Linked DNA regions of Homo sapiens: region 1 is linked to region 2. The links are chromatin contacts, found by POLR2A ChIA-PET in ENCODE. All regions are on one chromosome and are shown on one strand. The core of a region is the stretch at or near the end of the contact, and the rest is flanking DNA. Distances in the headings are between cores, read along the strand shown.

Evidence for each region. ChIA-PET counts read pairs that join two places held with the same protein, here RNA polymerase II (POLR2A).
Region 1: POLR2A ChIA-PET joins it to region 2 with 12 read pairs in activated T-cell. The contact joins the enhancer-like site here to the promoter of PCBP4 in region 2. POLR2A ChIA-PET finds 5 or more read pairs at or near these places in 4 of 52 experiments (HEK293, OCI-LY7, RWPE1 and 1 more).

Annotation. Positions count from the first base shown.
Region 1 is chr3:52,075,218-52,080,873 of GRCh38, forward strand. POC1A (POC1 centriolar protein A) reads right to left here. Exons shown (of 11, transcript NM_015426.5): 11 at 9-768. The coding sequence ends at 670. Among named protein-coding and RNA genes, the nearest start is that of LINC00696, 13 kb to the left of the region's middle. RefSeq lists an enhancer at 3,166-4,085. Within about 2 kb of position 2,417, at least 5 of the 41 ENCODE cell types and tissues checked have a DNase peak (open chromatin) inside an H3K27ac peak, as active enhancers do.
Region 2 is chr3:51,963,355-51,969,024 of GRCh38, forward strand. It overlaps PCBP4 (poly(rC) binding protein 4), which reads right to left and starts at 4,100. Exons shown (of 14, transcript NM_001174100.2): 1 at 3,972-4,100. ABHD14B (abhydrolase domain containing 14B) reads right to left here. Exons shown (of 4, transcript NM_001146314.2): 4 at 5,161-5,670. RefSeq lists enhancers at 2,379-2,942, 2,943-3,504, 4,631-5,194, 5,195-5,670 and silencers at 3,790-4,059, 4,160-4,269, 4,280-4,559, 4,590-4,669.

The sequences.
Region 1 (5,656 bases), core at 1,167-3,666, 110 kb after region 2:
AAGTGTCATCCAGCATAAGCCACTCCTGCAACAAGTGCAATGAAGTCAGGTTTAATTTTGAGATTCCTGTGCCCTCACTCACGCAAGGAGGAAGTCACCTGGCTCCAGTGAACACGTGTGGAACAGAAATCAGGGCCACTGAAAAGCCACCACCCACTTGAGAGGGCTTGTTCTCAACAAACCTGACTCAGATGGGCCCACTTTGGGCCTTTAGTCAGATTTAGAGAAAACCCCCGGCTCATCCAATCAATGTGCAATCAATTTCTACACCATGGCAGAGGTAGGAAAAGCCAGTCACATGTCCAAATGATGAGTGAAAATCAAGGCATCGTGGAGCCACCTCCTCCAGAGGGGGAGCCACAATCTCAGGACCCCGAAGGAGCAGACATTTTCAAGTGGCTCCTTTACATTAAGCAAAATGTGGTCCTCTCATTCGGGTCTGAAGCATCATTTGTGTGTGAGCCCGGCCCACTGGGGACCTCTGGCTGCCAGGTGGAGAGCCTCCTGGTGCAGATAGCAAGGTGGAGGGCAGAACTGCAAAAATCCAGGGCTCCAGTATGGATGTGATTCCCACAGAGTTCAGTCCCCTTTATTTACCCAAGTCCCATGGTACAAATCCCTGGCCTGCCACCTGCAAATCCACCGAGCTCCTGATTCCTGCTCCCCTGATCATGGTGTTGCTCTCTGCATGATTAGCTGCTGGTTCTCCAGACACTGCTTCAGCTTGTCTTCTGTCAGTGTCAACCGCTGCTCCAGAATGGAGACTGTCTGCAAAATAAACAGTGGTTGGGTCAGAACACAGAAGGGCCGCCAGGCTGCTCTAGGGACCCCCTTGGCCAGTCCCCACTTGGCTGCCTCAGCCACTGCCCAAATGCCAGCTGGCTCTTTCCACCCAGGGGTTCTGCCAGGCCCCTTGTCTCTGGTGCTATTGGGATAGCCCTTGCCTTTATGTCTGCTTCTCCTGGCTCTGGATGGCTGATCTATAATGTTTGTGGGCAGGGGGTGGGGACACAGTGAGGGAAACTAGATGGCAGGTCCCATAGCCTTTGGTCATTTCTCAAGAGAACCAAGGGGTCAGGAACCCCCCACCCTGGTGGCCTGGCATTTATATTGGAGTTCTGCAGCAAAACCAGTTTCCTTGTCTGAGCCAGGCACTGTCCATAAACAACTGGAGACCATCAACCACCTCCACTCCAGAGGTGAGAAAATTGCACCCACAAATGATGGCACTCCACTTGGGTCCTTCCCCTCACACCTGGAAGAGCCTCCCAGGCTGGCAGGGGACAAAGGCAGGGAGGTGAGTCCCCTGATCCCAGGAGGGTCTCTGCCTGTCCAAGTCCAACGAATACTACTATAGGATATGTCATGTGGGACTTCAGCCCAGGGCAATCACAGGCCATGACAACTTCATCTCTCTGAGCCCACTTTCTCCTCCTTCGCCCAGTGCGAAAGACAACCAAGCTCATGGCCTAGGTAACTCAGCAGCCCAGCAGTTGCTCACTCTGACCATGCTTGTCAGAGTGCTTGTCAGGCAGATCATGCTGCCTTCCTGAAGCTGGGCCCTTGCTCTCCTGGCCTCTCTTACACACCCAGCACAATGGCTCACCTGCGGACCTGGCTGCCTGGCCTGCCAAAGGCCCCCAGCTGCTGGAGCTGCATGTGCTTCATGGGCCAGGGCCAGTCTTGCAGACATAGCTCCCAGACAGGCTGGGAAAAGCTGCCCTCCTCCTCTGGCTTTGGATAGAGTGTCAGCAGAGGGGCAGCACTGTCTGGGAGCCTGCATGCTCCCCAAAGAGGGGCTGGACCAGAGCAAGCCTGCCCCACTCATCACTTGCGCGGGTTGGACCATGCTGGCCATGACGCCTTTGGCATCATTTCACTTCCCTCTTTAGGGTTGGCTGAGTGCCTTACTGTATGCCAGGCCCCTGCTGGCCAATGGATGAGCCCATGTGAGTATGGCAGCCTTGACTCCGGTACTGTGCAGCCCATAGGCATCAGGAGGGTCAGATTAACCTCACCCGTGTGCTTTCCCAAGAGGTTTTGCCCCCTTCCCTGGGGCTCCATGAAGTCCTGGGCCTTGGTCCAGTGGAAAGGAAACTTTCTTTCATACATTTAATAAAACATTGAAACATTTTAGAAGGGAGTCTCCCCCTTTAAGGCTGCTATAAATTCTTGCAGCGTCCGGCACAGACATTAGCTGCCATGGAGGGTGCTCCGCCTGGTGGCTGGCCCCTTCTAAATGGGCCAATCAGGGCTGTGAGGGCTCTGAACCCTCTGTCACTGGACAGAGCCTGGAAAAATTGCTGCCCATGGAACACAAACTGCACCCTAAGAGGCAGAGCTGAGCTGAAAGAGACCATCACATTCCCCCTGTGCTGGCCAGCCAGCCGGGGAGGGGGTCTGCAGCTCGTAAAAGTGGCAGCGGAAACAGCCCCTGGCTGGCCCGGGGCAGCATTCCTGGAAGTTTCCACTGGCTGCTGTGAAACTCATAGGGCCAAAATCATTCTTCATCCAGACTTTTTCCGATGGCCCCAAACTCAAGGCCGCAGCAGAGGAGCCTGTTTTTCCTCTTCTGCCTTTTTTTTTTTCTTGAAACTTTTCACAGGAACCCAATTTGCAAACGTGGAGATAGTGGGCCCAGAAAACGTGGGTGAGGTGCTGGGCCAACGTCAATACAAGGGACTCCACTTAGTTCCATAGGGGGCCCATACTTCAGCTCAGTAGGAATGTGACCACTAAATGTGTCTAAATTATTTGAAAAGAGAAGCATCACCTGTTTCACAACCAGCCCCCTGCATGAAGGGTGCCACCCCGTTGAGGCCTTCCTCTGAGAGCTTTGAGGATCACTTCACAGCACAGTAGACAAACAGGCTTTTATGAGGCCCAACACCCCTCAAGGCAGTTTCTCCCCCTCCAGCCTAGCTTCAGAGGAGCTGTGTCATCTCTGTGTTTGGTCTCAGCTTCCCCTGTTCCTTCTCTGCCAAGGTGCCTCGTGGTGGCCACCATCAGGGAGAAAGAAGTCCAACCAGGCCCTTCCCAGCACACGTGATCCCAGCTGCCCCCACTCTGAGCCAGGAGAAGGCCTGGGAGAGCAGGATGCTTTTTGGATTTCTGTACATTAGAATGCTGTCTGGCACTCTTTGCTCCATGTAGTTAAAAAAAAAAAATCCTACTTTCTTAAAAATTTTTATATTTTTCTTAAAAATCAAATTTTCTTAATAAAGCATAGGACCTCATTTTCACAGAAAATGGTGACTCCTCATAGACAGTGAAACATGGAAATCTCTTTTTTTTTTTTTTTTTTTTTTTTTAAGACTGAGTCTCGTTCTGTCGACCCGGCTGAAGTGCAGTGGCGCGATCTCGGCTCACGACAAGCTCCGCCTCCCGGGTTCATGCCATTCTCCTGCCTCAGCCTCCCGAGTAGCTGGGACTACAGGCACCCGCCACTGCGCCCAGCTAATATTTTTGTATTTTTAGTATAGACGGGGTTTCACCGTGGTCTCGATCTCCTGACCTCGTGATCCGCCCGGCTCAGCCTCCCAAAATGTTGGGATTACAGGCGTGAGCCCCTGCGCCCGGCTGAAACATGGAAATCTGAAATGCTGCTGGTGTGCCTTCCCTCTACAAGGGGAAGGAAGGGGTTCCCCCATGATGGAAATGCCCCACTGGGCATCCAAGTGGCAAAGTGGAGACACACTCAGGGCTGGTGGCACACACAGGCAGGAGGGCTGGCAGGCCACCTGCAGGGAGTCTGTCTGGGCCACAGGCCCAGAGCAGCCAGGACAGGCCATCACAGTGCCACCGTGCTTCCCCAGCTGCACGGGAGCTGTGGGAGGAGGGCAGGAGAGCATCTGAGGTGGCAGAAGGGGTGTGTGGGGAGTACCCCTGGCACAGACTGGTTTGGAGCCATATCACGTGGCCTTGTTCAGAATGTATATGATCTTTACCTGTCGGTTCACAACAAAAAGTAAGCACATCCCCACATACCCATACGAGGGTTCAGAAAATACATGCTACCTCGGTGTACACAGGCCACTGCCATTTCCACCTGCTGCCTAGTGGCCCAACTCCCAGCGGGGCCCAGCCAAGCAGGCTGCTCTCGTCGCCTCATGCTCCGTCCAGCCCGGGAATTATCCTGCTACCAGCGCCTGTCCTCACCAGGCTGGAGACAAGGCCACACCTGCCCTGGAGGGTGAGGAGGAGCGCTCTGCAGGCAAATACCTCTGCGGCCTCCCCGGGTCCACACTCCATGGCCTGGAAGCCACGACTTTCATTTATTCAAGGAAAAATGAGCGCTGACCTTCCAAACAGTTCCTTGATCACACTGCCTCTCACCCTGTGCTCTGTACAGGGGAGCAGGGGCCAGAGGTCTGGTCCTAGCCCCTCAGAAGGTCCCCAAAGAGGTACAGGCTGTGTCAGGTGCCAGGTGTCAACAAGGGAAACTGCTTTGCCTGACACAAGCGTCCATGGCTTCTGGCTTTGGGGCAGGGTAAAGGGAAACTGACGAAGGGGTTGAGGAGTCCAGGGCTCTGGCTGCTAGAGGGGCAGCCTGGGCAAAGTGGCCAGGAAAGATGGCCCATCTCCCAGAACTCCCTCTTGCTGGGGTCCAACTCTTCCACAGTGCGGCCCCTTCTGTCTGCTGACCTTGGAGAAACCAGGCAGCTCATTCCCTTTCCTTGGACCTGGTGCTACCCTGGGAACATTCTTAAGTCCTCCATGTAATTGGGGTGTGGAGCTTAAACATGAGGGGGACCAGCAGGAGGTCCTGGGACTGGGCTCAGGGCGGTTCACCCTGATCATTGACCCTCTGCTCTGTGGGCTTCTCTTGGCAGCTGACTTTCACGGGACGCTCGTGTGTGCCAAAAACTTCAACAAACCTTCAGCGTGGGAGCTTTTATCATCCCCATTTTACAGATGAAGAAACTGAGGCACAGTGAGATTAAGTAACTTGCCTAAAGTTACACAGCTTATCAGTGACAAGCCTAGGCTGTGAGCCTAGGTGGCCTGGCTGCAGTGAGCACACTAAAGCACTGGGTAGTGTGCATCTTGGCTCTGTCCCCATCAAGAATGCCAAAGGAGAGGCCTGCTGGTGTCCCATCCCACTTCCAGCCCTGATGCCCAAACTCAGGCAGCCTGAGGAAAGACTAGGGGATCCCTGTCCTCACCCAGCAGCAGCACCTGCTGTCCTGGTTTAGGCTGCCTGGCCTAGCTGCTCTGAATTAAATGAGCAGAAACTCCTACCTCAGCCACAGTGGGAATGGACAGCCCCCAGGGTCACCCACCCCCTCACATTGTCAGGCCTCATGTGTCACCTCCCCCTGAAAAGCAGTCTCTTACCTGGCTAAACATTTAGGTTTGGAATTATTACAAAGGTCATAAGGATAATTCATGTGAGCCATGAAAACTCAATATTATAGGAACCGAAAGGACATAGTGACAAGAACCTCCTCCTGGATGCACCACGAGAAGCTGCCCCAATCACTTCACTGTCAACGCTTCTTTCACTGGCACTTGTGCCACTGCAGCATTAAGTGATCAGCCCCAAAACATGCTGTGGAACTCGCCTGGGTCACTGCTGGGTGGCCCATCCCCTGAAGACAAGGTTCAACTTTAAACAAGGTACCTCTCTCTCCCTAAATCGGAGTGACAGGAAGCC
Region 2 (5,670 bases), core at 2,850-5,349:
CTCTTCCTGGAGGGCGGGCTCCTTCGAAAGTGGGGATTGGGCTTCAGTCGTCTCTGAGACCTTTGCCTAGCTAGAAGACAGGGATCCTATTTGGAAAGGACTGACAACTTGTCCAGAGCCTCGGTCTTAAGTTCCAAAATTTTCTGGGGTTCAAGGACCCCCTTGGGATGGTAACCAGTGGGAGACCTGACATTGTCCCCAAACCATCTCCACATGACCTCTTGTGGCTCCAGGAAAAATGGGGCAGGAGGGCTGGAACATGGCCAGAACTAGAGCTTCTGCCATGAAAAGATGCCTGGGTCTCCAGCAGAGACCCACCGCCCCAAGTCCAGTGGGTAACTTTGGCCAGGTCTTCACCTGACCTAAACCCACCTGTATTGTGTTTAGGGGCTGGGGGTAGGGAGAGAGTTGCTGGTCTATCTGCGCCCTTCCTGGTCTGAGAGACTCTCAAGGTCTTTCCCATCTTTAGGCAAGAACAAGGGGTTCTGACCCATGTCTTCCAAATTATTCTCCTAGGGCCCAAGGAACGAGCAGCCCCATGAGGCATCACTGGCTCCCCCTGCCCTCAGTGGGGCTCTAGGGAGTCATTTGCTGCTCCAGCCGGGTGGGCCCTGGGTCTTTGCCGGGCCACCCACGTGGCAGCCACACAACATGCCACAGTGACCTCCAGCTCACCTCCGCGGGTGCCCAGCCCCCTCTGGTCAGCAGGGCTCCCTGGCAGGGCATACCAAGCTCACACCAGGCCTCTGACCTCGGGCATTCCCTCCTGACTCCCAGGCCCCCTCCCCAGCCCCAGTGCCCACTCCTCCTGTCCCTGGCTTTCTGCCACTCAGGCTGGAGGAGGCGGGGGGGTGACAGCTGTGTAAGCGATGGTGGCTGCCCCCTTCCTGCCCCTCCCCCCCAGCTGTCTCTCTCCCATGACAGCTGCCCAATCAAAGGGCTGGGGGCTTAGCCAGCTCACCCCACATGCAGGGATCAAGTGTCCACCCTGCCTTTGTTCTGGAGCAAGAACAATCCGGGGGAGGGGAGGGCTCCTGGGGCCAGGCGATTCAAGTAGACTGGCCCGCCCCTTGGGGGATTCCCTCCGCTCTGCTGGCCAGAATGTCTGGACCAGCTAGGGCCTGTGGACCCACCTGGGCTTCACTCTCCATCTCACATCCCCCCACATCCTCTCAGCACCCCCAGCTCCCCACCTAGCAGCCCCCTTCTCCTATTCCCACTCCCAAAGCAGCCATGCTAGCCACACCCAGTGATGCTGGGGAATGGCTCGGAGCATCCAGGGAGGCAGGGTGTGGTGGGGGTGGACCCTGGGCCACAGCACGTCTGCATCGAGGGCTCCTAACTCTCCTGCCCAATCCCTTCTCTGGAGATGCTCACTCTCCTAACTAGCCAGGCCTTCATAAGAACTGCCCCAGCATCTTGGACACATGTGCCCAGCCTCTTGGCCTCCCAGCCTCCCGGGATAGCCAATCATCTACAGTTGGGAGAGGAGGAGGGGAGTGGGAAGCCTCAGGTGAGCATCCTGGGGTCCACAAGTTCCAGCCTCTGGCTTCTTGATTCAGATCTGCCACATAGACAAAGTGCCAGGAAGGGAAAGGCAGCTCTGACAAGTTGGCAGGTGCCAGAAATGCTACAGCTTCCATACACCATCATTAGGCAGCCCCCAGGAGTCTTCGGAACCAAGGGAAACCAAGTCAAGCCCGGGCCCAGGCTGGGCTCCAGGAGAAAGGCCACAGCCTCATGGTACCCATCCCCTCACTCTCTCATCTACATTGAGAAAGGCCTCTAGCTTCCAATCTCCATGCTGAAAACTGTATGCTTACTCTGCTGCTCAACAGCCACCCATGGCTGCCCAGTCCCCAAAGAATAAAGCCTGAACTCCACAGACAGGCCATCAAGGACCTTCATGATCCAGCCCCTGTCTCTCTTGTCTCATCTCCACCCCATCCTTCACACATGCCAGGCTGCAGAACACACTTAGCACCTCCAGCCCTTCGGGCCTTTCTCCAGGCTTACCTCAGCTCAAAACGCCCATCCTCCCCACTCTCTGTCAAAATCCTTCTCAAACGCCACCTCCTCTGTGAAGCCCTCCGCAGGCTTCCAAGTCAGATGTGATCACTCAGGCCTCTGTGCCCCTCAAAGATGTTGCTGCAACTCAAAGAAGTCCCCGCTGGGCATTTCTGAGCCTGTCTTTCCACTATACACAGAGCTCCAGAAAGAGGAAATTTGAGACAAGACCAGGGTCAGTGTGCAGGGAGAAGAGTTAAGGTTCATGGGGCCTGGGGACATTTGGAACCAAAGATGGGGCTGAGGGTCCCGGAGGAGTAATGAGAGTAGAGTGAGAAGACCCAGACATGAGGGCCAGCCACATGGGCAGAGGTAGGACCTGCCTGGACAGGATTCCTGGTTCCTTTCTCAGCATCCCCAGCCCTACTCCTGCCGTTTTACCAGGACTAGGAGCTCCCTAGGTATGCTGCTGGGGTGGGGGATTTGGGCTGTGCTTTAGGTTTTCAGAGGGTGGGAGCAGAGTGGGTCTCCTCATGGAAGAGGGGGACTGGAAGAAGGGCTGGGGGGTGGGGTACGTTTCACAGAGTCGAGTTGGGCTCAGCCTGTCACAGCTGGAAAGGTCTTACCAATCACAAGAGGGGCTCGCGGCCCAGAGAGGAAGGGAAATGTTTGTAAGGCTACATGGGAGACAACTGGCAGAGCTGGAGAACCCAGGGGTCTACCTGTGCAGCTCAGAGCTCTTTCCTCAAGATGTCAGCGCCACTGGGCAATGGTGATGGAGGCTGGAGGGGCAGCAGTGATGGGAGTAGGGAGGGTGGACAGCCTGTCTGGGGACACAGGGTGGGGCAAGCCAGCCTCCTCGTGGCCTGGGCCTGCCAGGGTGTGTGGGCTGCCTGCTCCCAGCCCCCCACCCTGAGCATGCAAGAAGAACAATCCCCTTGTGTTTGGGCAGCCTGAGCCTGCATGCTGATGAAGGCTAGGGGGTGGGGGCTGGGATGGGGGTGCCCTGGAGGTTGAGGGGGCTCCAGGACCTGGGAAGACCAGGGGATTTTTTCAGATGGGGAAAGAATAGGGTCCCAGGTACTGGTCCTGAGGCAATGAGGGTGACCCAGGGAACAGGGAGGGCAGGAGCTCAGCTCCTAGGGAGTTCATGGATTGTAAGAGCCTTTGTGGCGGAAGGCAAGCCCCTGGGGACACATGTCCTGCTGGTTCAGCACGAACATGAGCATCCTGGGCTTGGTGGGGAGAAAGGAATGCAACTGGCCCTGGGTGCATCATCACCTTGGAGACCACTCCCCTGGGTGCTGGGGCCGGGTGGGGCACTGGGTGCCACAGGTCTCAAGATGGCGGGCCAGGGATAGGGGAGAGAGGAGGCGGGCACCTCCCTCTCCTGGCCAGGCAGGCATGAGGGCCAGGCTGAAGTGAGTAGCAGAGCCTCCCACCCCCACCCCCCAGGACCCCAGCCAAGAAGCTAGGTCAGAGCTGAAGGGCTGAAGAGCTATGGGGCAAGAGGGACCACTCTGAGCCCCCAGCTGTCATCTCCATACACCCCTGGCCTGGAGGTCTGTATCTGGCTCCCCCAACGACTGCGGAGGATGGGAAGGAGTGTGTGCCCAGCCAGGAGCTACAGGGGAGTGGCAAGTGAGGGCAGAGATGGAGCAGAACCAGAACCCAGGGCAGGAGTCAGAGAGAGGAGCAGGCGCAAAGGACAGAAACAGCGAGTGGGATGGGGGCCTCAAATCTGGGATCTAAGGTCCAGGAAGCCCCTCCCTGGTGCCAAGGGCGCCTCTGGCAGACCAGCGCCTCCCACCTGTGCAGGCCTCAGCGGTGTGGGACAGAGAACGTGTTCCTCGCAGTCTCACAAACCTGCGACCCCAACCGAGGGATCTGGGCGCGGGCTCCCTGCCCCCGGGCGAACCCCCAAACTTCGCGGCCCGCCGTGCCCCGCCCGGCCCGCGCCCTACCTCGCTGGGGCTGTCCTGCGGCGGCGGCGGCGGCGGCACGGCGGCTGGGCCGCTCAGTCCCACATTGTCCCCGGGAGAGGCGGCCGCTCACAACTGCGAGTGACATCAGCTGCGAACAATGAGGGGTTTGACAGGCGCGGAGCCCGGCCGGCCCGGAGCCCGGCTCCGCGCCCCCCCCCCACCCCCCGGCCCGCCCGGCCCGGCCCCTCCCCGCCCCCTCCCCGGATCCGATTACAGAGCGGCGGGCCCGCCCCAGCCGCCCCAGTGCCGCAGCCGCCCGCCCCGCCCCGCGCGCCGCGGTGCGCCCCGAGCGGCGGCCGCTTCCTGGAGGGCTCGGGCGACCCTTCCCCTGCCACTCCCAGAGCCCCACGGGTTGGGGGTAGGGGCGTCCGGCCTGAAGCCCGGTCCCCAGCCACGGCCTTCCCCGCACCGCCCGCGCTGCGCCCGGCTCCAAGCCCCTCCGCTCCCGCCAGGCCAGTCCTTCCGGCCCGGGCCGCCCGCCCGGCGCCTCTGCCGAGCCCCCTGCACCCCCATCCCCGCCTTGGCCCCGCCAGCCCCGGCTCCGCCTCGCTCCCGGCCCGCGTCCCTCCGAGCTCCGGCTGGGACCCTGCGCCCCGCCTAGCTCCCGGCTCTGCTCGCTGCGCGCCATCCTCCGCTCGGGCTTGCGCCCACCAAGACCCGCTCTCCTCGGCCACCCACAGCTGCATGGCCCGGCCCTCGTCCGCGCAGGACAGGCTGGAGGAGGGGCCTGAGAGCCGTGTGGCCCTGTGCACCCGATCCTGTGATAACCCCAAATCTACCCCCGGAATTCCTTTTGGGGATAGGGTCGCAAGGAACGGGCTCCGTTGAGTCTTTTACTGGGGAAGGGATACTAGTGGGGGTGATGAACTGTTCTCAAGTCCGCTGGGCACCCCCCGCCCTCGGGGAAGCAACTATTCCTTCCCCCCCACTCCTCCATAATCGGCTCAGCCTGGTCCCACTGACCTCCACCTCCCCCCACAGCTGAGTCTCTTGGCACCTGGGTATGTGTGGGTGGGGAGGGGAATCCAATCTCCCTTCCTCTCCATCTGGCCTGGTGGACAAAGGGCAGGGGGACCATCTGGTCCCGCCGGGGTGGGGGAGGGGCCCACAGTGTTGGTCCCAGGGGTGGGGGAGGGGCGGCGCTCTTTAGAAGCAGGAGCCGGTGGGGTCTAATTGCATCACTTTATTTCACCGACCTCCACTCTGGCTCCCACCCCACAAGCCTCAGAGCAGGAAACAAGCTTGGCTGAGATGCCTCAGGCCTGGTAACCTGAGGTGTAGAGCACCCAGAAGGAAGGGTAAAAGCAGGGGGCAAAGCGGTGGCCCTCCCTTTCTGGGGGTCACTTCTGGGCTGGGGCCAGCTGAAACCTGTGTCCAAGTAGCTTTCAGGGCTGGCCACACCCTAAGCCTTGCAAAAGGGCCTCCTGCAAGGGCTGGCCCATGGGGTCCCCACCTTCCCAGCCAGTGAGGTTAGCATGGTTAGGAGTCCACATGTGTGCAAGTGCTTGTGTGGAGGCTCATGTATGCATGTGTGTATATGCAAAGCTGCACATGACAATGTGCATGCCAGTCCAGAGTTAGATGTACCTATGCAGTTGCCCTCAAGCGAAGGGTCATATTTGGAAACAAGGATGGCTCTAAACATGTAAGCGTGCATGTGGGCATGTATGTATCTGGG